Linked DNA regions of Mus musculus: regions 1 and 3 are each linked to region 2. The links are chromatin loops, found by intact Hi-C in ENCODE. Cell type or tissue: heart. All regions are shown on one strand.

What was found. Hi-C counts contacts between places; a loop is a spot of excess contacts. Peaks named below come from ENCODE experiments on the same cell type or tissue, not always from the same donor. Only the 100,000 strongest peaks of a DNase experiment are listed, where the experiment ranks them.
Region 1: it touches region 2 in a loop (2.8-fold over the local background); 4 of 42 quality-filtered maps call a loop at or near these places.
Region 3: a loop joins it to region 2, with 3 times the contacts of the local background. A loop is called at or near these places in 2 of 42 quality-filtered maps.

Annotation. Positions count from the first base shown.
Region 1 is chr9:24,698,297-24,706,296 of GRCm38, forward strand. No RefSeq gene overlaps it. Among named protein-coding and RNA genes, the nearest start is that of Dpy19l2, 6.0 kb to the left of the region's middle. In heart, a CTCF peak has its summit at 3,132 (motif pointing right); no DNase peak of the experiment used is centred here.
Region 2 is chr9:24,933,933-24,941,932 of GRCm38, forward strand. All of the region lies in intron 2 of Gm40509 (a long non-coding RNA gene), which reads right to left. Among named protein-coding and RNA genes, the nearest start is that of Gm40509, 7.1 kb to the right of the region's middle. In heart, a CTCF peak has its summit at 3,996 (motif pointing right); no DNase peak of the experiment used is centred here; H3K27ac peaks cover 2,233 bases.
Region 3 is chr9:24,770,548-24,778,547 of GRCm38, forward strand. It overlaps Tbx20 (T-box 20), which reads right to left and starts at 3,756. Exons shown (of 8, transcript NM_194263.2): 1 at 3,172-3,756; 2 at 133-382. The coding sequence starts at 3,298. Gm29824 (a long non-coding RNA gene) reads left to right here and starts at 5,177. Exons shown (of 3, transcript XR_870586.1): 1 at 5,177-5,404; 2 at 5,808-5,923. In heart, a CTCF peak has its summit at 3,912; DNase peaks (open chromatin) are centred at 44, 3,824, 6,934 and 7,684; H3K4me3 peaks cover 7,906 bases; H3K27ac peaks cover 7,906 bases.

The DNA of each region.
Region 1 (8,000 bases), 240 kb before region 2:
ACCTTGGCTGATGTGTCACCCAACTTCTTCTGTAATATAAGTCTGATGATCACTTTCAGAAATTACATTCAGATCAACACTCCCTTATGTTTGACTCTGTCACCCTGCAGACTCCTTGCCTACCTGGGTACCAGGACCCTGATTATCCCGCGGGTTGAGGGGCTGACTGAGTCCAGTCTGTGTCAATTACCTCTTCCTTGCTTGTTAACTTTTCCCTGTACTTTCTTTCCCTTGTCCGTGAAGCATATAGGGACCTATGGCCCATCCTTAAAAGTAAAATCTAGTCCCTCTCACCCTTTAAAAATACTTTTATGTGGATATTCATTGTGCTATTAATTGTTATCAATAAAATATTAGAAATAGTCTCAACATCAAGTACTAAGTTCTAGAATTACTCATGGCATGCAGCATCGGGGCCATTAATTCATTTTTGAGTGAATAGTTAGTGATAATAGAAAATATTTCCTATTAGTGTTAAAGGAAAAATAAACATGATGTGTTTCCTGAATCTAGTCCAATATATAGTGGTATATGAGGTTTTAATGTCAACTCATCACCTGAGTAGGGAACCCTGAGGAACTGTCCTTAAATTAGTCCCAAAACTCTTCAATTTAGCTTCAGAAAAAATTCTTAGAACAAGGCAGAAATCAGCCACATTCTTTGCTAAAATATCACAAGAATAGACTTAACATCTAAGTTGCTAATATTGTTCCCCTCTGAAATCTCTTGAACATATTGCTCCCCTCTGAAATCTCTTGAACTGGGCTGCCACAGTCCACACTGTTCCTAGTACTACTGCCAACCAAGTTTCTATGAAGATGGCCTGCCAACCTCATGGATTTGAACTGCTTTCCTAGTTCAAAGCCCCCAAATCATGCACATATCTCCCAAACCCAGCATGGTCAGTCCTGACATCGCAATAGCCTGAAGTAGTAATAGCAGAGTCTATGGCTGTCATGGTGGGGAAAACATGGCAGCGGGCAGGCAGGCATCTACTGGAGCAGTAGCTAAGAGCTTACACATTGACAAAATAGCCACAAGGCAGAGATAGAACCAAGCACTTAAACATCTGAGCCTGTGGGGGACATTCTTATTCAAACACATCTCTGATTGAGAAAATTATCTCTCTTACCTAAAGGTAACTTATCCAGCTATATATCTAAAATTTGCCTATGTAACACCCTTTTTGATTCAATCAGTTTTTAAATGTTTTGTGAAATTATAATATAATCATATTTCCCCTTCCCTCCAAACCCTCTCAATACCCCTCCTTGCTCTCTTCAAAATGCATGCCCTCAGAGCTGGAGAGATGGCTCAGAAGTTTAAGAGCATTTGTTGTTCTTGCAGAGTACCTGAGTCCAGTTCCCAATAACCATATGATGGTTCTCCACTATCTGTAACTCTAGTTCCAGAGAACAACACATAAATCAATAATATTTTTAAAAAGAAAAATAAATGCATGGTCTCTTTTTTCACTAACTTTTGTTATATACATACATATATACATATATAATACATGTGTGTATATATATATATATATATATATATATATATATATATATAGTACTATATATATTCTTAAATACAACCTTCTCAGTCTATGTAATGCTACTTGTATGTATGCTTTCAGGGCTGACAGTTTGGCATTGGTGTGCCCTCTCCTGTAGAAGACTATTCCTCCACTTTCTGCATTCCTTAGTTGCCTGCAGTTCTTTAAGTAGGGTTGCGATCTCTTGGGCTTGCCCTGCCCACTTTGCCATGTCTATTGCTTTGGTTCTGGTTCTGCTCGTGTTTTGGTTCTGGTTCTGCTACATTGCGATACTTTATGAATGTAGCTTCTCTGGTAGGTTTCCTGTTCCTCTGGTTCTTACAATCTTCCTCCACACACACACACACCCCCGCCCCCGCCACCCACATCACCTATGACCCCTGATCCTTAGGTCAGAGAGGTGTTTTTTAGATGTATTCTTTGGGACTAAGCTTCACATCTTTTCATTTTGATTGGTTGTGGTTTTCTCTAATAGTTTCTATTGCAAAGAGAAGTTTCCTTGATGACAGGTGAGGACTACACTTCTCTGTGGGCTGAAGGACAGGTATTTAGAATGTAATCAGGGATTATGCTGTTTTAGTAAAGTGGCAGTTTCAGGTTCTTCAAGACCCGTGACTTCACTAGCCCTGAAGAGTTGGCTAGGTTTACAGTACCAGCAGGTCTTAAATCGGTTTAAAAACAAGCTGTTTACCACAGGCATGTATGCCACTATTGCACCCCTAAAGCTATCATGCCATGCTGGCCATTGTGGTTCACAGGCATCATAGCTGGGTAGGGCTGTTGGTTGCCTTCCTACTTGGATGCTTGCATGATGCCTTATGTTATCATAAAAGCTAGTTCCCCAGGAGGAGCCACTCAGGCCATTTCCTGCTCCGGAGCCTCTGATGTGCATGGTGTCTTCAGAAATAGGGACTTATGTTCTACCTTTGGGGAAAACCAAGGGCAATAACAATAGCCTGTAGGTTTGGGGACTCTGCCCACAACTCAGAAGAAGGCTTCTCATGCCTGCTGTTTGGATTCTTGTTAGATGCTTTTTAGCCATTGGAAAGAGCATTGGTAACCCAGGTAGAAAATTTCCATTTAACTATATATCTGTGTTTATATGTCTATGACTTTTTCAGATGTCCTTACTGATGTTTTATGTCCCCTCTCTCCTTCCATATTTATTCTCCTCTTTAATCAAAGCTTCATTTCCAATTTCCCCCTCAGATCGCTTATACCCGGCTATTCCCCTTTCTATTGCTCCCTGAACCAAAACCTCTTTTTACTTTCTTATTTTCAACAATTACTCCAGGATATATATTCACATTTGGGTATTTGGCATTTGGAGCCTCGAATCTTTTCTAGTTCCTTTCATTTATGTGAAATTGTCATGATTTCACTTTTCTTTATATAAGACTAAAATTTCACAGTGTACATGTACACACATTTCACAGAGTGTGTATGCATCACAGTTTTGTTGTCTGTCCTTCAGTTGAAGGGTATTTAGTTTGCATCTATTTCCTAGATATTATTAATAAAGTGGTCAGTAAGGTTTTTTTTTTTTTCCATAAAAAATGCAACTAAGCTGTATAACCAGCAGATGGCAGTAATGGCCTATAAATCAGTATTTTAAATTTTTTTTTTTTTTTAAATCAAACCAGCATTTCCTTAATCCTTCTCTAAACAACTACTTCCTGATTAGCAGATCAGCTTAGACTTGTTGGTGACTCTCCTGTCTCTGCCTCTCAAGTCCTGGGATTAGAATCACATGCTTTCCTGGCTGGAAGAATGCATTCTAACATTAAATTTAAAAAAAAAAAAAAATCCAGCCTTGTGCTAGATCAGTGTACAAGATATGAAATTTAGAGAAATTCAAAATGTAATACCAAATAAATACAATTTTACTGCATATATCAAAAGATAAAGGTGTCTTTGTGACCAGTGTTTAGTTTCCCAAATTGTGTCACTGAGAGCCCTCCCTTTCTTATTAAGTTCAATGATTTTTTTGTTTGTTTGGTTTGGTTTGGTTTTGATTTTTAGGGTTTTGGAGGGGTATTTTGCGAGTTTGGGGGGTATGTTTTGGGGGTATTTGTTTGTTTTTAGCTTTGAACAAGTACACAGGCACAAATTAAAGCAGTTAGGCTCTAGCTATATCTAGCCTGGCTACACTAAGCAAAGTATGTGAACAATTCAGCTACCACAATTCTGAAAACTTTATAAACTTTCCACTCACTATTAAATCATTTAAAACAATTGGTTTCATGTAAATTAATATTCTCACACACACAAAAAGTGAGATTTTGTTCATGTAGTTTCACAACTTCTTGTATGTTAAGATGGTTTTTCTTTTTAGTTACATTTTTAATTTTTCATACAATATATTTTGATCATATTATTTTTCCAAATCGTCCCAGATTCTCTCACCTCCCTACTAATTCAATTCCATATTGTTTTCTTTCCTGTGAACCCCCCAAAGATACTAAAAGAAAAGAGAATAAAACAAAACAAAACTTATGCCCCCCAAAAGAGCAAATGCCCCCAAAAATTCCATTTTTTTTAAATTTTTTTTTATTAGGTATTTTCCTCGTTTACATTTTCAATGCTATCCCAAAGGTCCCCCATATCCACTCGCCCCCCCCAATCCCCTACCCACCCACTCCCCCTTTTTGGCCCTGGCGTTCCCCTGTACTGGGGCATATAAAGTTGGCAAGTCCAATGGGCCTCTCTTTGCAGTGATGGCCGACTAGGCCATCTTTTGATGCATATGCAGCTAGAGACAAGAGCTCTGGGGTACTGGTTAGTTCATATTGTTGTTCCACCTATAGGGTTGCAGTTCCCTTTAGCTCCTTGAGTAATATCTCTACTTCTCCATTGGGGGCCGCGTGGCCCATCCAATAGCTGACTGTGATCATCCACTTCTGTGTTTGCTAGGCCCCGGCATAGTCTCACAAGAGACAGCTATATCTGGGTCCTTTCAGCAAAATTTTGCTAGTGTGTGCAATGGTGTCAGCGTTTGGAAGCTGATTATGGGATGGATCCCTGCATATGGCAATCACTAGATGGACCATCTTTTTGTCACAGCTCCAAATTTTGTCTCTGTAACTCCTTCCATGGGTGTTTTGTTCCCATTTCTAGGAAAGGGTAAAGTGTCCACACTTTGGTCTTCCTTCTTCTTGAATTTCATGAGTTTAGCAAGTTGTATCTTATATCTTGGGTATCCTAAGTTTCTGGGCTAATATCCACTTATCAGTGAGTACATATTGTGTGAGTTCCTTTGTGAATGGGTTACCTCACTCAGGATGATGCCCTCCAGGTCCATCCATTTGCCTAGGAATTTCATAAATTCATTTTTTTAATAGCTGAGTAGTATTCCATTGTGTAAATGTACCACATTTTCTGTATCCATTCCTCTGTTGAGGGGCATCTGGGTTCTTTCCAGCTTCTGGCTATTATAAATAAGGCTGCTATGAACATAGTGGAGCATGTGTCCTTCTTACCGGTTGGGACATCTTCTGGATATATGCCCAGGAGAGGTATTGCTGGATCCTCCGGTAGTACTATGTCCAATTTTCTGAGGAACCGCCAGACTGATTTCCCTTATGAATATCGATGCAAAAATCCTCAATAAAGTTCTTGCTAACCGAATCCAAGAACACATCAAAACAATCATCCATCCTGACCAAGTAGGTTTCATCCCAGGGATGCAGGAATGGTTCAATATACGGAAATCCATCAACGTAATCAGTATATACACAAACTCAAAGACAAAAACCGCATGATCATCTCGTTAGATGCTGAGAAAGCATTTGACAAAATCCAACACCCATTCATGATAAAAAGTCTTGGAAAGATCAGGAATTCAAGGCCCATACCTGAACATGATAAAAACAATCTACAGCAAACCAATAGCCAACATCAAAGTAAATGGTGAGAAGCTGGAAGCAATCCCACTAAAATCAGGGACTAGACAAGGCTGTCCACTATCGCCCTACCTATTCAACATTGTACTTGAAGTCCTAGCCAGAGCAATTAGACAACAAAAGGAGATCAAGGGGATACAAATTGGAAAGGAAGAAGTCAAAATATCACTTTTTGAAGATGATATGATAGTATATATAAGTGACCCTAAAAATTCCACCAGAGAACTCCTAAGCCTGATAAACAGCTTCAATGAAGTAGCTGGATATAAAATTAACTCAAACAAGTCAATGGCCTTTCTGTACACAAAGGATAAACAGGCTGAGAAAGAAATTAGGGAAACAACACCCTTCTCAATAGTCACAAATAATATAAAATACCTTGGCATGACTCTAACTAAGGAAGTGAAAGATCTGTATGATAAGAACTTCAAGTCTCTAAAGAAAGAAATTAAAGAAGATCTCAGAAGATGGAAAGATCTCCCATGTTCATGGATTGGCAGGATCAACATTGTAAAAATGGCTATCTTGCCAAAAGCAATCTACAGATTCAATGCAATCCCCATCAAAATTCCAACTCAATTCTTCAACGAATTAGAAAGGGCAATCGGCAGATTCATCTGGAATAACAAAAAACCTAGGATAGCAAAAACTCTTCTCAAGGATAAAAGAACCTCTGGTGGAATCACCATGCCGGACCTCAAACTGTACTACAGAGCAATTGTGATCAAAACTGCATGGTACTGGTATAGTGACAGACAAGTAGACCAATGGAACAGAATTGAAGACCCAGAGATGAACCCACACACCTATGGTCACTTGATCTTTGTCAAGGGAGCTAAAACCATCCAGTGGAAAAAAGACAGCATTTTCAACAAATGGTGCTGGCACAACTGGCGGTTATCATGTAGAAGAATTCGAATTGATCCATTTCTATCTCCTTGTACTAAGGTTAAATCTAAGTGGATTAAGGAACTCCACATAAAACCAGAGACACTGAAACTTATAGAGGAGAAAAGTAGGGAAAAGCCTCGAAGACATTGGTACAGGGGGAAAATTCCTGAATAGAACAGCAATGGCTTGTGCTGTAAGATCAAGAATCGATAAATAGAACCTCATAAAATTGCAAAGCTTCTGCAAAGCAAAAGACATCGTCAATAAGACAAAAAGGCCACCAACAGATTGGGAAAGGATCTTTACCTATCCCAAATCGGATAGGGGACTAATATCCAATATATATAAAGAACTCAAGAAGGTGGACTCCAGAAAATCAAATAACCCCATTAAAAATGGGGCTCAGAGCTGAACAAAGAATTCTCACCTGAGGAATACCGAATGGCTGAGAAGCACCTGAAAAAATGTTCAACATCCTTAATCATCAGGGAAATGCATATCAAAACAACCCTGAGATTCCACTTCACTCCAGTCAGAATGGCTAAGATCAAAAACTCAGGTGACAGCAGATGCTGGCGAGGATGTGGAGAAAGGGGAACACTCCTCCATTGTTGGTGGGATTGCAAGCTTGTACAAAAATTCCATTTTGCATTAGCTAACAACTCCTGTACATGGGGCCTGCCCTGGAATGCAGTGTTCTTAACCGGTATCAATCATAGATAATTTCATGGTATTCCACCAAACTGGAAAACCTACAAGAAATCGATGAATGTTTTAGCAAATATAATCTATGGAAGTTAAATCAAGATGAAATAAACAATTTAAACTAACTCATAGCTCACAGTAAAATAGAAGCAATAATTAAAATTCTCCCAAGCAGGGGCAGAAGAGGTCACCCAGTGGTTTAGAGCACTGGCTGTTCCTCCAGAAGGTCAGGGTTTGATTCCCACCACCCACATGGCAGCTCAAAGCTGTTCTAATTCCAGGTCCAGGAACCAATGCCCTCTGCTGGCCTCCGTGGGCACCAGGCACAAACATGGAATGCAGACATACATGAAGATAAGCATCTGTACACATACATTCTAACTTAATGGAGACAAACAAACATAAAAAACTCCCAAACAAAAAAGCCTAGACTTTAAACAGAGAACTAATGCCAATAGTCCTCGTGTAATTCCTTAAAATAGAGAGATAACATTTCCTAATCCTCCTTATGATTTCACAATTATCCTGAAACCAAAGCCACATAAAGGAAAAAAGGTAATTAGACATCAATATCCTTTATGAACATAAATGTAAAAATTCCCGATTAAAATACTTATAAATTGAATTCAAGAACACATCAAAATATTTTCTACTATGAGGCCAGAAAAATGGATCAAAACATTGACTACTCTTCCAGAGGACCTGGATTAGGTTCCCAGAACCCATATAACAGCTTACAACCATCTGTAACTCTAGTTCCAGAGGATCCAACACTCCTTCTTCCCTCCTGGAGTATGGCATGAATGTGGTGCACAAGCAAACATGCATGTAAATGATTGTAGACATTAAATAAGTAAATAAATAAATTAATATTTTAAAGAGGTTATCCACCAGGGTCATATGGTTTTCACTGCAAAGATACAGGATTGATTCAACATACCAAAATCAATAAA
Region 2 (8,000 bases):
TCAAGACAGGTCAGAAAATCCTTATAGAGCAACAAGAAAGTATGTCAGAAGAGGAAAAGGGCTTAAAAAGAAAAAGGAAAAAGAAAGGAGACACAGTGTTATCAGGTGGACAGAAAGGACAGGACAACAGAGTCGAGGCGGAGGAGGAGGTGAATTAGCTTCTGCTCCCCCTCCCTATGCCTCCTCGGCAGCCATCTATGGGCAGACCTTCTGTCCGGAGGTCTGGAAAGAGGATAGATTCTCCTTGCTGGGATGTCCTATTTTCACTGATCAAGCTGAATTTGCATGGGATAGAAATATGCTGCTTGATCAAGGTAGATTTGCACAACAACAAACAGGATATCCACTGCAGGTGTTTGAGCAGGTGAATCAGATTCCTATAAGGGCGTGGAAATCATTGCCTAACAGAGGGAAGTTAGTGAAAACTTGACTCTCATATTGACTCCCCAGATGGACACACAGGTGATTGAGGTTGTGGTCTCATCACCACGAGGTATTGTGTCCATCTCCACTGGGGATCGACCGGATCAGGTGTTGATGTGGGCGAGAGGGTCTGTTTGTGTGTTCCCACAGGACCAGACGGAACCTCTTTGGGTGCCGGAGAGATTGGTGAGACGCTGCAAGAATGAGGCTCCTGATCCAGTTGCCCCTGTGGATGTGGTGGATGATCCCACAAGCACAAAGGATGGAGCCGAGATGAGAGATCCTTTCGGTATTCCAGAAGCCGATACCAGCTCGACATGATATTCTTTCCACACTTTTTGATCCCTGAATTCCCCTTAAAGATATAGCCCCTCTGGCTATCTATCCCTTGCTTCAGGGAAGATGAGCGGGGATGAGAGCCCTGGGATGTATGCTTGTTATAGTGTGTGTGTTTTTTGTGTTTGGCACATGTGTTAGGTGCAGAGTGTGCGGCCCGCACTTTCGCCATGGTAGCGTAGGCTTTTGCTGCAGTGGAGGCGGGACAATCTCCTCAGATTCGGTTTGCCGCTCTAAAAGAAATAATGCTGCTTTATGCCATGGGTTGCGAGGCTAAGCACTGCACAGAGGATAGCTTGCTGTTGGCATCCTGTGGAAGGCACGTCTGATTGCATGAAGGTTCAGTGTCCTAGTTCCCTTCCCCCAGGAAAAACGACACGGGAGCTGGCCAAGACCTCTCTGGGTGATGAGCCTAAGGGATGGTTTTGTGTAGGGCCCCTATGCTTGCACACTGGGGATCAGACCTCTACCTTCACCCATGAGGCTTGCTTGCAGCAATTAAGATTTGACCATAGATTAATCAACATCCTGGCCTTTTGATGCACCTGCCACAAGCAAAACACAATCTCCCCAGGTGTGGCTTGGCATGATAGAGAGGTAGTCAGTGATAAGACTCCCTGGGCATGTCACCAACCTAAGACAGGGATCAAACCAATGCTGTTTGTCACCCAAGGACGGGTAAGGGGCATGGCTGCGGGGGGCTATCTACAGACATTCTCTCTGCCAAAAAAGAAAAAAGGGGGAATTGTGGGGAGCGGGTGTGGCGGCAGTCCCAAAGGCGCCAGGGACTGCAGCTAAGTCATATGACTTGCACCTGACTTCCTCATATAAGACACAAACATCTTGAGTGCTGGGCAGGTGTACCAGGATACAGGTGAATCCAATTTGGTGGAGATTTGCCCCTGCTGCCCTGATTAGCTGAAGCTGTGTGCCTGGTGAGGTGGTGTGGCCTGCTGTGCGTGGATGGGAACTGAGAGTATAAAAGAGTGAGAGGCCCAGGGTTCGGGGGAGATATAAAAACAAGGGAGATATATAAACAAGGGAGATATAAAAACAAGGGAGATATAAAAACAAGGGAGATATATAAACAAGGGAGATATATGGAGAAAGAAGAAACAGGACTGAATAAATGTGTGCAGAAGGATCCTGTAGCAGCGTCGTTCTTCCTGGCCTGTTGAGTGCGCGCAACAGGGTCAAATCAAATACTTATGTTCTACCAAAGGAAAGTAGCAGGACAAGGACTTCCAGTGACATTCTTCTATAATCATAGACCAGGGCCTTGCTCAGCCGTCATCAAAGAAACTTCCTACTGTAGCAGATAGGAAAAATACAAAAAACTGTAGTCAGACTATATAGAGAGTGAGAGATCTCAGAACATCAACTTCTAACAGGATATACCATCAAGTCCTTCTTCCCAAAGCTCAGGGAGCCCTGCAAAAGAGGAGGCAGAGAGAATGTAAGAGCCAGAGTTAATGGAGGACACCTAGAAAACAAGGTCCCCTAATCAACAGGACTGATACACATATGAACTCACAGAGACTGAGACAGCATGCACTGGGACTGCACCGGTCTGCACCAAGTGGAGTCCTACAGCTAAAAGGAGAAGTGGACATATGTCCCCATCCCTAACCCAGAAGCAACCTCCAATTGATAGGCACTTGCAAATGATAATTAGTTTTCTTCATGGGATCCTCACTGGGAAACCTAACTATTGGTAAGTGTAAACCATATGCCCAGAAGTAGATGGTCCACAGAAAATGAACTCAACGTCATCTTTGAAGGTTCCTTGTTTCATAATGCCATGCTGGGCTTTTTCTTCTCTTTTCTATTTTTCTCTCTTCTTTTCTTTCTTTCTGCAAGGGCAGAAGGCAGGTATGAAGGGACAGGGAGATGAGTGGGACTGGGATGCATGATGTGAAATTCACAAAGAATCAATAAGAAGTTAAGATATATAAGAAAAGATATATGAGTTCATTACAGTGGTATTTATTCACAATAACCAAAATGTGGGAACAAACTATATTTCTGTAAATTAATGAATTAGTCAAAAAGAAAAAGTGTTACATATACACATTGATTATTAACATTGAGTATCAACTTGAAAGGACCAAGGCTCACTACATCAGTTCTGAGAAGGCCCTGGAGGAATTTTTTAGATTAATTAAGATGGAAAGATCCAGCCTAACTGTAAACAATACCATTCCATGCAGCTCCAGACTGTATAAAAATGGGAAAGGGAGCTGAGCATTCACTGGGAGCTATCTCCATCCTCCCTGTATTAGTTTGGTTTCCATTGCTGTGATAAAATCCTGAGCCAACTTGGGTAAACAAAACAGAACAACAAAAAAAGTTTTCTTGGCTTAGATTTCCATCTTACAGTTCAGTGAGAAAGGAAGCCAAGGCAGGAGCTCAAGGCAGGAATCTGGAAGCAGGAACTGAAGCAGAAACTGTGGAAGAACGCTACTCACTGGCTTGCTACCCAGGGATTGCTCAGTTTGTTATCTTTTCAACACATAACCACCTGCCCAGGAGTGGGCTGGGTTTTCACAGATCAAGCATTAATTAATCAAGAAGATGCTCTACAGACATGCCCACAAGCCAATCTGATGAAGACAATTCCCCAGTTGAGGTTCTCTCTTTTTCAGTTACTCGGTTTATGTCCAGTTAACAAAACTAACCAGCATGCTGATTAAAGTCACAATATGTGACTAGTTGCCGTGTGCCACTGCCACCATGCCTTGCCTGTGATGGTAGATTGTGGCCTCAAACTGTGGGCTAAAATAAACCATCCATTCCTTAGGTTACTTTCGTCAGGGTTTGTCAAAGTAACAAGAAAACTAATATGCATAAAAAGAAATATTGCTCAACCTCAAAAGAAGGAAATATTGGCACATTCTTAGACGAATATGAACCAGTAGGACATTTTTGTTGAATGAAATAAGATAGTTACAGAAGGCTAACTACGGCATTATTATTCTCATCGGAGCTACCTAATGACCAAATTTATGGCAACCAAAAGCAGGATGACAGATGTCATGCTCAGAGATGCAGGGCACCCAAGGAGCTTCTGCCAACTAGTACTCCATAGAGCAGGTAAGATGCACACATGTGCAGAGCAGCTGAGCAACGCTGTGTCTGTAGCTAATAAGCCTACACCATGCACTTAAAGCTCTATAAAGAGGGTGGATCTCATGTAGATGTCCTGCTAGGTAGCAGGGTGGGGCATAGCTGGGCCCACACAGCAGAGGGCAGTACAGCACACCCAGCAGCAGCTGCTGGATCATGTCCACAGGAGACCTGAGTGAGACAAGAGAGGCAACAGGTTTTATTCAGATCAACTCGGTTTTCATTTCATAACCCTGCTTTGTTGAAGTCCTTTTTTTTTTTTTTTTCCTTAAAAATTCTTGACTAGCGAGAGAAGTGATATTTTCTCTCTTGCTGTGGAGGAAGACAAAAGCACATTAGATACAGTCCGAATGCTAAGAGTATATACCCACAGGCCAAGCTGTTCTGTTAAAAGGTCTTCAATGTTTACTCTTTTAGGAGTAAAATAGGCAACATTCAAGTTCACCTGCTCTATGTCCTGTGAAAAGAGAGTCCACAGATGCCACACCACAGGGTAAGCCGTACACTATTCCCTAACAAATACAGAAAAAATAATTTGCACCTCCAAGGTGTCCAAGGAAGGGCTGGAGAGATGGCTCAGTGGTTAAGAGCACTGACTGTTCTTCTGGAGGTCCTGAGTTCAAATCCCAGCAACCACATGGTGGCTCACTACCATCTGCAATGAGATCTGATGCCCTCTTCTGGTGTATCTGAAGACAGCTATAGTGTACTTATATATAATAAATCAATAATATCTTTTTTAAAAAGGTGTCTAAGGAAAGATAACTGACATTTCACAGAAATTGGTACATCTAATCGCTCCTATATGTACTACTAAGGGAACTTGATTAGACACTCTCAAAAAGCCTCAGAAATACTGAATTCATATAAATTCTTTATAAGGATCCACTTGAAATAACTCAAAAGCTTCCAGAAGAAAAAAAAAAAAAAAGAACATTTTCTTACTGTGTTTTTTAAAGTGAAAACCACACTTCTCAAGCATATCTAAGAAATTACCTAAGCAGGATGATGGACATGCAGTGTCTTAAATAGGAACTGAGCCTTTTGTAAGTGCTTGCTCCACTTCAATAGTTTCCAATGGATCTGAGTTTCTTGTGCTGATCTGTGGTGCAGAGAGCTCTCTAGAAACTAGCTGTGGTCGGTTGGAGGAGAGAGTGGGGAACAAAGTCCTTGGAGGAGAAGGAACTAAGAGTGAAGGGGAAGAAAACAGCATCTGGCACTCCCCACCCCCTCCAATGATTTGATCTCTGGAAGGGATGCACCTGGTAACAAGAGTAAGCACTGGATAGGACCTGTTTACAGCTTTGGTGATGTGGCTGTCTCTAGAAGAGAAGACTGTCCTTGATTTCAGTGTCTTTAATACTCTTTCAGGTTCTCTCAATATTTCACATGCAGCCCTGATGAAATTCAAATAGTTAAAACATTTAGATTAGCAGTCTTTGCTGACCACATATTAACGTGTCCAGTTGGAACTCTTACCTCAGAAAGGTTACTGAGCTTCAGGTATGTGGGAAGGTGGATCGTGAAAGGTAGACTGATCCTCGGTTTAGCTAAAGGGACAGTGGGAAATCTACCTGCTCCCAGGCACCAGGCCACTGTCACACAGCCACAGTGCTCCAAAGATATGTGGCCATCAGCCACATAAGGGCAATGTCCCAAGCCCTTTCACATGTAGATGAGGCATCTGTAACATCTCAGACTAAGACAATGGGAGAAGAGACCTCTGTCTTATGGTCACATAGGCTCAAGACAGAGATCTCCATGCTAATGATGTACGGTAGAGGCCTGGAGGGGGAGCCAATAAGCTTTCCTTCCCAGACATTTCTCCCTGCAAAAGGTATTTAATCTCAGGCCCACCCTGAGAAGTGGGGTATGGTTTTAACACACCTACTTTCCACCATAACAATAATTTGGAACCATGGACTGTCTTTTTTCATTAGGATGCGCTGTGGGGAGCCATGAAGAAGGCCTTGACTAGAGAGCTGCAGTCTAGTCTCCCATAGAAGGCAGCTAGCTCTGTGCTCCCAGCCACAACTGCCATCAAGCCAGCTGTCAAGCCAAGGACTCTCCCCTTCCTCCTCCCACCCCCGGCCCCAGGCTAGACCCAGCCCTTGGACCCAGACTCTGTTCTTAGCTCTTCTGTGACTTCAAGTGGTGCTGAGTCTGAGAACCCCATGGCTCTGGGCTCATCACATACCAGGGGTGGAGGAGTCTGTCATGAAGGAGTGACTTCAGAAGCTCACCCTGTGGCAGTAGAAACCTGTAGTATCTAGTCATCACTATGACTGAGAGGAAGAAGAGAACAAAGGACCAGAAGCAGGACTGGGCTATAATCCACAAGGTCTGTCTCTACAACACACTTTTCCACCACCACCCAGCTTTACCTAGGGACTAAGAGTTCAAGCACCTTGTTTTGCGCAGGACACTTCAAAATCAATTCATAACACATAGCAAGATTCAGGACATTTTATCTCATCTTTGTCCCACTGTTCTCTGCTGTACAGTAGTTTACCAAATAACAACCAATGATCAATATAGAAATTAGCGCTGGCTAATCATCATGAAGACAGGTGATTTTTCAAAGCATGATTTGCAAAGAACGGTTATAAATAGACCTGTGTGGCAGATCAAACTATCAGATGAAAGAGTCAGAACATCTGGAGATAAAGCCAACTGAAATCATCCAATCTGAAGAACAGAAAAAAAAAAGAGAGAGAAAAGAAAAAGGAAAATACACAGAGCTTCAGGCATGTAATCTAGTAAGCCAATATATACCCCAGGGAAAAGAGAGAAAAGGATGGTAAATTATATTTGGATAAATAATGGCTAAATACTTCCTAAAATTGATAAGACATTAATAAACACATGCAGGAATCTCAGTGAACACCAGATAGGGCAAACACAAAGGCCCATATCTGGAAAATTGCAATCACTACTAACAGACAAAGAAACAAAACAGAAAGGACTCATCATAGACAAGGGACCCTTGATCAGGCTAAGTGTTGATAGTTCTTCAGAAGCCACGGAGTCCAAAAGTCAGTGGAACAATTAATTCTTAGCTTTTAAAGAGTGAGACTGCCAAACAAGAACTCAATCTTCAGAAATCATCTTTTCAAAAGTAAAGAGGAAACTGAAAGACTTTCAGGTGGATTAAAAACTAAGAGACTTGGCATCATTCAAATTGTACGGAAAAGGACAGTAGAGAGTAACTCCAACCTACATTAAAAAATAGAAAAGAATTCTAGCCAGGTTTGGTGGCAGATCTGCAATCACAGGACTGTGGAGCTTGAGGAAAGGATCAGGGACAGTTCAAGGACATTCTGATCTGCACAGCAAGTTCAAACTCAGCCTAGCATACCGGAGCTTCTGTCTCAAAAGCAAAATAAAGTATAGAATACAAATGAAGACAACAACATGGTGACCAAACAGGGCTCATTTGGGAAGCAGAATGTGTGTGAGTAATACAAGGTAAGAAGTGTCTTAACGGAGTCAGGCTATTACATGGAGACTAGGAAGCCTCCTAATGTCATAGAAATAGTCTTTATTCCACAACACAGCACTAGAATCATGTGCACAATTTGACTTGGAGAACTGAGACTGTACACTCTTCATCTTAGCTCTTAACACATCCATCTCACACCACAAGATTCAACTAACTACAGATTGAAAATATATTATTTTTTGCACAATAATAAAATTATTGAAAATAAATTGTTAAAAATTTATATATACTGAACACGTATAGATTTCTTTCTTATCACAGTTCCCAAAACCAATACACTATAACAACCACTTCCACATTCTTTACATTGCTGTAGATAATGTCTAGAGGTTAAAGTGTCTGGAAAGCAACTCTTGAATTATAAGCAAGTATTACATTGTTTTATGTAAGCAACATGAGCATCCATAGATGTTAGTATGTTTGGGTGGGCCTGGCAGCATCCCCACACACTATGGAACAATGATATTTGATTTAAAATTTTTAATGAATTAATTTAATTTCAATTTCAGCATCCATGCCTAGTGTCCATCTGCTATATCAGACAACACAGCATTAGATTTTTCTCTGTGGTGAGGGCTGGTGAAGAAGTCAGCACAGCTCAAAAAAGGGTGAT
Region 3 (8,000 bases), 160 kb before region 2:
GGGAACTGGTGGGAAGCTAAGAGCCCTGAGCTCAGCCACCGCTCTGCGCTCCGCCCGGCAACTCTAAATTATGGCTCCTGAGAGCGCAGGGTGTACCCTTTGATCAGTGCCCGCCCGCCCACACCAACTTACCTGCCAGACTTGGTGATTATCATCTCCGTGCCCAGTTCATGGAATTTGTCCCAGAGCTCCTTCGTTTCCAGGCTGCAGGCGATTTTAGCCATCTCTTCGCTGGGGATGATGGGGGTGGTGGGTATCAGTGGCTCTGTGCACAGAGAGGATGAGGATGGGCTGCCGCCCCCGCCGCCAAACTCCGCGTGAGCATCCAGACTCGTCAGCTCACCCAGTGGCTGGGCACATGATGATTTCTCCACAAATTGTTCTGGAGGAAAGGAGAAGGAAGACTGACCGCTATTACTAACTAACAAGGAACATAGTAGGAAGGAGCTGGGAAGAGTACCCAAAACATGTACTTGGATTTGACTAAACTCTGAAACCCCCGGCAGAAACGCATGATTCATAACTGTGCAAATGAACCTGGGACATGCCCGGGGCTGGACGCTAACTAAATCAAATGAGCAGGATCTATCTAGAACAAGGGCCGATTTATTACTTACATGGCTGTAGCTCTCTTAAGAATAAAATATAAGGAATGAAGGAAAGGGAAGGCTGTGGTCTTGAAAGATAAAATGTAACTATTATGACAATCAACCCAAATTCTAGACTTTGCAGCTGCAGAGGGTAGCACTAGAAAAATACCAGCACCCAGCATGCTAAATCACAGGGGTGGACTCGAACAGATTTTTTTTTAAGATAGGGATAGATTAGTAGAGCGATTATGTATGCAACTGCTTTTCTTCCAAATAGCCCTGGAAGTGAGAGAAACAACTTCAACTCCAGATAGCAGGAATTGAAAGAGGAAAAGGTTTTGCCAATCACCAGTAGATTGAAATATCACTGCCTATGAGTCAGACATTTTCTGGCTCAGCAGATAAGGGACTGGACACTAACTTTGGGGCAATACAGGGTGTTTGTTTGATTGAATTTGTTTTCCTCTGCCAATTATCTTTCATCTCTTAAAAAAGAAATTACTTCAAACCCCCTACCATCAAACCAGCATGTTCTAACTGCTCTCCTGAATGCCAACCAGTGCCAGTTGTGTGTACGCACATGTGTGTGGTGTGTGCTTGAGTTTGTGCGATGAAATGGTTCCTATCTCTCATGCTTCTTAATGTGAGGCTAACGGAAAATAGACGTGAGTGAATTAAGTATTATCAAGTGAATTATCATGCAGGTTGTTTCAAAATCAAAGGAACCCAGAAAGTACCAACATCCTGAAACACTTTTGGAAGTGAATATACACCACATCTTTATAGGGAATTGGGACACCATCTAATTTTCTCTTATTTTCCAACAACTGACAGGCAAGCCCTGTAAGTGCCACCTGGCCAGAGCACCACAGAAATAGAGAAGGACAACAAGAAAGAACTGCCCAGGAGGTTACTGGAGTAGAGCTAATATACTTGAGTGACACATTGGAAATCCACCATCTGCAGACATCTTTTTCCCCAATGAAACAACCTTCTATCTCCTAAAAGAACCTTTGGGTGTTTCAGTTTCTGAGTCTTGATTTAGACATTAAGTAATTTGTTCTGTTGGGCTGGTGAGTGTAAGGGATAAGAATAAAATGGACAAGAGTTGTTCTCCAAACAGGTGACCAGACTCCTTTCAGAGACTGGAGGGGGTAACCGGGGTGAGAGCTAGGATTGGCTTAGCATTTAAAATTTGTAATTTTGATTGAAGAACATTTTTTGTTGTTGCTTTGTTTTATTCTGTTTTATTTAGAAAACTAGTTAAAGAACTGATACAGAAATGAGAGTAGTGGAGCTGGCAAGCTTCCAGACCACTGCTCACATGTTTGTCAGGAATTTTGACCTGAGATCTTCTTTTCCTACTGGGTACCAAAATGAGATGGGGGTATTAAATTCCCTAAGTACAAGGATAATGATCGGAAGCCTCAGCAGGTCCAACTTGGACAGTAGTAGCCAATGCTCTCTCTAAATAATCAGGATTTGTTGGCTTGCTCACATTGCCTTCGCAGATCTTGACTTAGGTGGAAGTTAGGAGTTCTTATTCACACTCATTTCCCTGTCTTACATCTCCTTGGTACCACTGTTGTTTTGGACTTTAGTAATCTCCTGTCACTGTGTAAACTCCTTAGTTTCCCAAGCCCCTTTCTTCTCTAGTGTTTATCTTGGATGTGAAATGTATTAGAGTTGGGAAGGGATAGCGAAAAAGAAAAAAGTGATGACTTTTTTCAACTGTCTTAACTTAGCTACTTGATTTCTGATAGTCGGCGATTAGGGTGTGCGATAATTATTACCAAGGCCCTTAGAATAGCAACTCATTTTCCCTGGGTTGTAAGGGTTTTCAGAACCCCTATCCTGAGCAGTTGCTTTTATACAACTCTCGTGTGCTCAAGACACCCTCACCGCTCATCTCTCTTTAATCTGTGCCTAGTTTCCTCTGTAAAGAAAACAGTTTTTATAGAGACAGTGTTAAATTTCGAGGAATTTGGGGAGGCCTTGCCAGTCTCAATTGAAAATCGCAAGTATAAAATGGGGGTTCCTGACCAAAAAAAAAAAAAAAAAAAAAAGCCGGCTCTTGCGTGGAAAAACCGGCCTATTTTATAGTCCTTTTCAGACATATTAAGACTGTTAATTGTGATAGAAAAATTAAACTGGCTTCTTGTGAAGTCTCAGAGTCTTTGATTCCAAGCGCAGGCTTGGGTGTTATATACCACCGTGGATCCCGAATCTTAACCCTTACTTGTCCTTGAATTTGTTTTCATTCAAACAAACAAATTTGTACAGCATTCATACTATCTAAGTGATGTCGAGATTCCAAGAAACTGGGGAAAGCGAATACAAACACAAGCCGGTAGTGAGAATTCACTACCTTTAATTGATGGTGAAGCCTCCAAAGAAAACTTGAGAGGAAAAGAAAAAAAAAAAGTCTTTCTCCCAGGACCGAATTCTGGTCCATACTCTGAGACTTAGCAGTAGATCCAGACGGTAGAAAAAGCCACCTTTGCTTCCCGCGGAGCAAACTGCCCGCACCCGGGAAACAGATTAGCAGGGCCCATACTGACTGCCTAGTACCCCGACTTACCCAGGGGTTTGATGGTGTTCTCTGCTGCCTCCTTCTCCTTGGGGCCGCCGCTGGACATAAGCGCGGCGATGGAGAAGGCATTGGCTCGAGAGGAGAGCTGGGGCTTGGGCGACGCCGTGAACTCCATGGTTCCCAGCGTGCGGTCCTGCTCAGGAACCTGGACTGACAAACCACAGTCCAGCTTCCCCAAAGGGAGACAAAGACCCGAAACTGCAGCTCAAAGTTCCAGAGAGCAAGCAAAGCGGAACTGGGGACCCCCCCGAAGCGTCCGTTCCCAGGTTTTGATGGCCTCTCCAGTCCACTAGAGCAAAGCAGGGGAGCCGCAGAGACTTCGAACCAGCAGGAAAGCAGGGTGGGGACCAGCCGGGAACTCAAAACTGTAAGCCCACTGCGCAAAACGCGGGGTCCCCAGCACCCACGCCGAGTTCTCCCTCCCTTCCCTCCTTGGGTCCGCTGAGTGGCCCAAGTCCGAGGAGGTGACGATCGGCGTGGGACTCTAGAGGGTGCGGAAACCAGGGAGTCGGATCTCCTCTCTGCAGAGCGCAGCAAGGCGCGACCTAAACTGTGCCTAGGCGCCTGCTGCCTCGCGCCTTAATTTGCTGGCGGTGGCCATCCCTGCGGGCAGCAGCCAGTCAGCGTGGTCTCACGTCACTGCTTCCAGACTGTGCGGAGTGGGGCGGGGCCGAGCGGCGCAGGGAGAGAGCGCCTAGGGCACTGCGCCCTCCTGCCTCTGCGCTCCCGGTGGAGAGCCGGAGAAGACGCACAGTGAACAGGGTGGCGGAGCTAGCCGGACCGCCTCCGCCCAGAGTCTCAGATCCCGCAGGAGGGAAGCATGCGCTGTCTAGAGAGGCACTTTCACTGCTACCCAGAAACAGGCATTTGCGTTGCTCTGGACTGAATGTCACCAAAGGAAGTCCTACTGAGTTCCGCATTTTCTACCTTTCCTACTGGAGCTCCCAAATAGTTGAGAAGGGCCCAGTAGAGCAAATTCCTCATCGCTGAGCGGCATTAACCTGGTGACGCAGCACAGTGCCTAGTGCTAGGTCCCCTACTTGACAGTCCCCAAGTTATGTCTCTTTTCACAGAGAGCTGGAGAGGCAGGGCTCTGGGAAAGAATGCTGAGCTGCAGGGTGCCTGTAGGAAGGATACTTTGTTTTGATTTTTTGTTTGTTTTTGTTGATTTTGTTTTTGGCGAACCTGGCTTTCTGCTGTGTGGTGGTTTGTTTCCCTTCTAGTCTGGGTTTTCTATTCTGGAGACTCTGAAAGTAGGGAAGTGGCCTGAAGCAAGGAGGGGGGGTCAGGACTTGGAGCTCTAAGGGGACCATGCGATGCATAGTGACTTTCTGGCTCCTCCCCCGCCCCCCCCCCACACGGAACCATCTATCTGCCTTGCAGACGCAGACTGGGCTAAGGACTTCCCACAGCCTTGTGGAGGGAGTCCTGTTGGCCTTGCTCAGTCTAAATAATTCGAATTCTCCAAATTCGCGGGGTAATCCGCTTCACTCTCAACCATGTAAACTCTAGAGGACACACACACTCAAGCTATACTTGTAAATATTTGCTCTCCTTTCCAGCCAGTTGATCTGGCGATTAGGAACCTCTTGGTAGGTCTTAAGGGGGTAGGGGAGGGGTGGGGTGAAGAACATAAAAAGAAAGACATACCCTGTCTCCCATTGCATCCTCTTCACAGCTCCCGAAACATAGTTATGGGCGAAATCGAGAGCCAGAATAACTATGAAGAACATCCCGTGTAAACAGAATGTTGGCATCTGAGGAAGTTCTGATTTAGACTGGCCTGGCCATCCTGTCTATGTTTGCTCGTTTCAGCATTTGGGTTGTAATGTGTCAATGTTGAGGGAAATTAGAAATTAGTAAAACTGCAGACTTTTCATACTAGAAGGTTTTTTTTTTTTTTCCTTGTCTGGACCAACTACTTTGAAAAGATCGAAGGTGACAAGTTGGCAGAGCAGTGTCTCTTTTTTGCAAGTCTCCCCCATCCTCCAACCATGTCCCAGTCATTCCCCTCTCCTCCCCACAGGTCAGGAATCTCTGGACTCATAAGTGTGTGCAAGTCAGTAGAGAGTATCAGATCTCCTGGAGCTGGGATTACAGGCTGTTGTGAGCCCTCTGTGTGGGTGCTAGGGAGTGAAGTCCTCCAGATCTCTAAAGAGGAGCAAATGCTTTTAGCTGCTCATCCATCTCTCCTGGCCTTAGATACAATGTCTCAATCAAGGTAGTGTTTTCTTTTTATTGTAAGGTTCCCATTGGTTTGCTTCTTGTCTGATTTTTTTAGAGTTTGTCAAGGAAGATGGATTTATTTGAAGAAGAGAGTTTTTGTTTTTGTTTTTTTAATTTGGGAGAGAGAGGTTTACTTAGACCTTGATATAATGTTTCAACTAATGTAGATTTTGTTGGTTGGATCTAGTTTTCAATAGCTCACTGTGTTGTTACACCCTAATTAATAAAACTATTATTCCATCTTATAAGGGGAGGTACTGTCTTTACTACCTTAGCAGCTTAGATTGTTGGAATGGCATCCTGAAAGATACATCAGTTTCAGAGAAGCAGACTGAGCACAGGAAAGCAGAATTGCTGAACTTGCTTTCCCTTTTCCTACAAGTGCCACTGTGTCCCAGTTCTAGGATGTTTGTGGGCAGAAAATCACTCAAAAGCAGAAGAGACTGCGCAAGTGGGAGGAGACAGCAAGCTGAAGGAATTGAAATGAACACTTAAACAAAGCCATAGGCCAGAGGTGAGTCACTTGGGTGTCCCTAAGCTATGCATCTTGTTGGCGTTGAAACGATCATCACAGCCAAACATTACTACAGGCTTATTATACTGGTAAGCTGCTCTCCTCTTAGATCCAATGCCTATATGAATCAATGTGTTGCTATAGGACCTGTAGCTAGTGCTGACAGAGAGGAATCGCCTCAGGGTAATCTAAACCTCCTGCCTAGGGAAGCTGAGGGTAACTAGTCCTGAGGTCCTTTCAAAACCGTCCGGGAGCAAGGGTTAATGCATAAAACCCCCGTGGAGCTAGAACAAAGCAATCACGTTAACACTTCCCTCAACCCCGCCTGGGCTGCTGACAGGCTTGTGTGTTCAGGCTGCTTTCAGACACTGGAAACGGCTTTGGACTTGAGGAAAGCTTTGAGTCTTGACTTTTAACACTTGTTAGCACTGTGGCTATGTGGGCTTCCTAAACCTCTCCAAGCTTTGGTCTCATCATCTACTTTTAAAATGGGACTGATACTTTATTGCTATATGATAGATGGCTTTGTGAATTTAAAAATGTGCAGTGTGTGTAAAGCACCCAACCGTAAGTAACGACGATGACTCCACAGGAGCAAAGCGATGCAGCTATTTAATTATTTGAATTTGAGCTGCATATTCTTGACCACAGAGATATCAGATTGTTCTGGACTATACACCGAAGATTGAGACCACGTAGAGGCGCTTGGACTGCCAAAGACAGCTAAACTTCAGAGCTAGCAGAGCCATTTAAGATTTCGATACTGTCTGGAAGGTCTGGGCAATGTCCCCTAATATAAGGCACGCGCATTAGAAAATTCTCTTTTGCAGTCCCCCTGAGCTCAGGAACTTAAGACAACTCCCTCAAACTGTCTAGGAAGTAATCAGCGAGCCGCTTTCAGCCTAGGTTCCAGAGTTAACGAATGCTCTCTGGACGCTTTGCCGGGAGCTATAGGGACAGATCCCGTAAAAATCTAGCTGGCCGTCCGCAGGCGCGGAGGGTGAGAGCTGCGCCTGGGCGCTGGGCCAGGTACCAAGCAGAGGGCACCATCGCGCAGCTGAGCTTGGGAGACAGAAGTCAAGGGCAACAGGGACATCAGCTTCACAGTAATCAGGCAACTACTTCCTATAATGGCCCTAAGTCCTATCCCGATCTTCCCGTTCTTCCGGGTAGACACTTTAAAAGTAAAGGCCACCAAGCCTTTAGATCAGTAAATTTGGTTTGCAAAGGAGGAGAGACGCCCCAAACAGTGCGGGGAGCAAGGCGGCCACATCCCTAAAAGACCCCCCGAGGAGCGTTCCTTGGAACGCGGGAGCATTGCGCTGCCTGGTGCTGGATAAGGAAGGTTCCGCGCGAAATCAGACTGAGAATTGCGAGAAGTTCCACGGAAACGTTAGGTATTTTCGAACACACGCGGTTTGTGGGAAGCAAGGATGTGGGTCCCAGCAAACGCAGCAGGCTGTGGTCCTAAACATCCAGATCTGCAGGGGACCTTGGTAGCTCTAAGGCGCTGGGCTTCTTTACCCAGCTCCCTTTCTAAGGCCAAAGCAAAGACAGCTTCCTACGTGTCACCATCCGGAAGCTGAGAGAACGCGCACCTGGGGTCTCACATTCCAGCCCAGTCAAGGCTGGGAGGAGAGGGGCGTAGCGCGGACATTAGGCAGTTGCTGTCCATCTTCAGTGCCCACGTGATCTGGAGAGCAGGCACTAAAGGCTGCGGAATATTTCCTAAGCTGCAGGCTCTAGAGGCAGCAGCTGAGGAGACTGTAGCTTCCATGTCCTCTTGGGACCAGTCCTCCGCTTGCCAGAGTGTTGGCCTGGCCCCATTCCACAGCGTCTTTGGACCTGTGGCCTTGACGTCTCATGTTCACTCCACCCCTGCATCTTCGTTTCCTACTCTCTGTTTTCTTTGAAGTGTATCACTTCCCCGCACCAAACCAAACCACCGGCTATGAAAGCAGACTACTCTTTAAAAGTCAAGAATTTCAAACATTTCGATTTTTAAAATCACATTAAAATATTTGCTTGATTGCTGAGGTTGGGTCACTTCTAAATTTGGGAGTCTCACTCAGCCCAA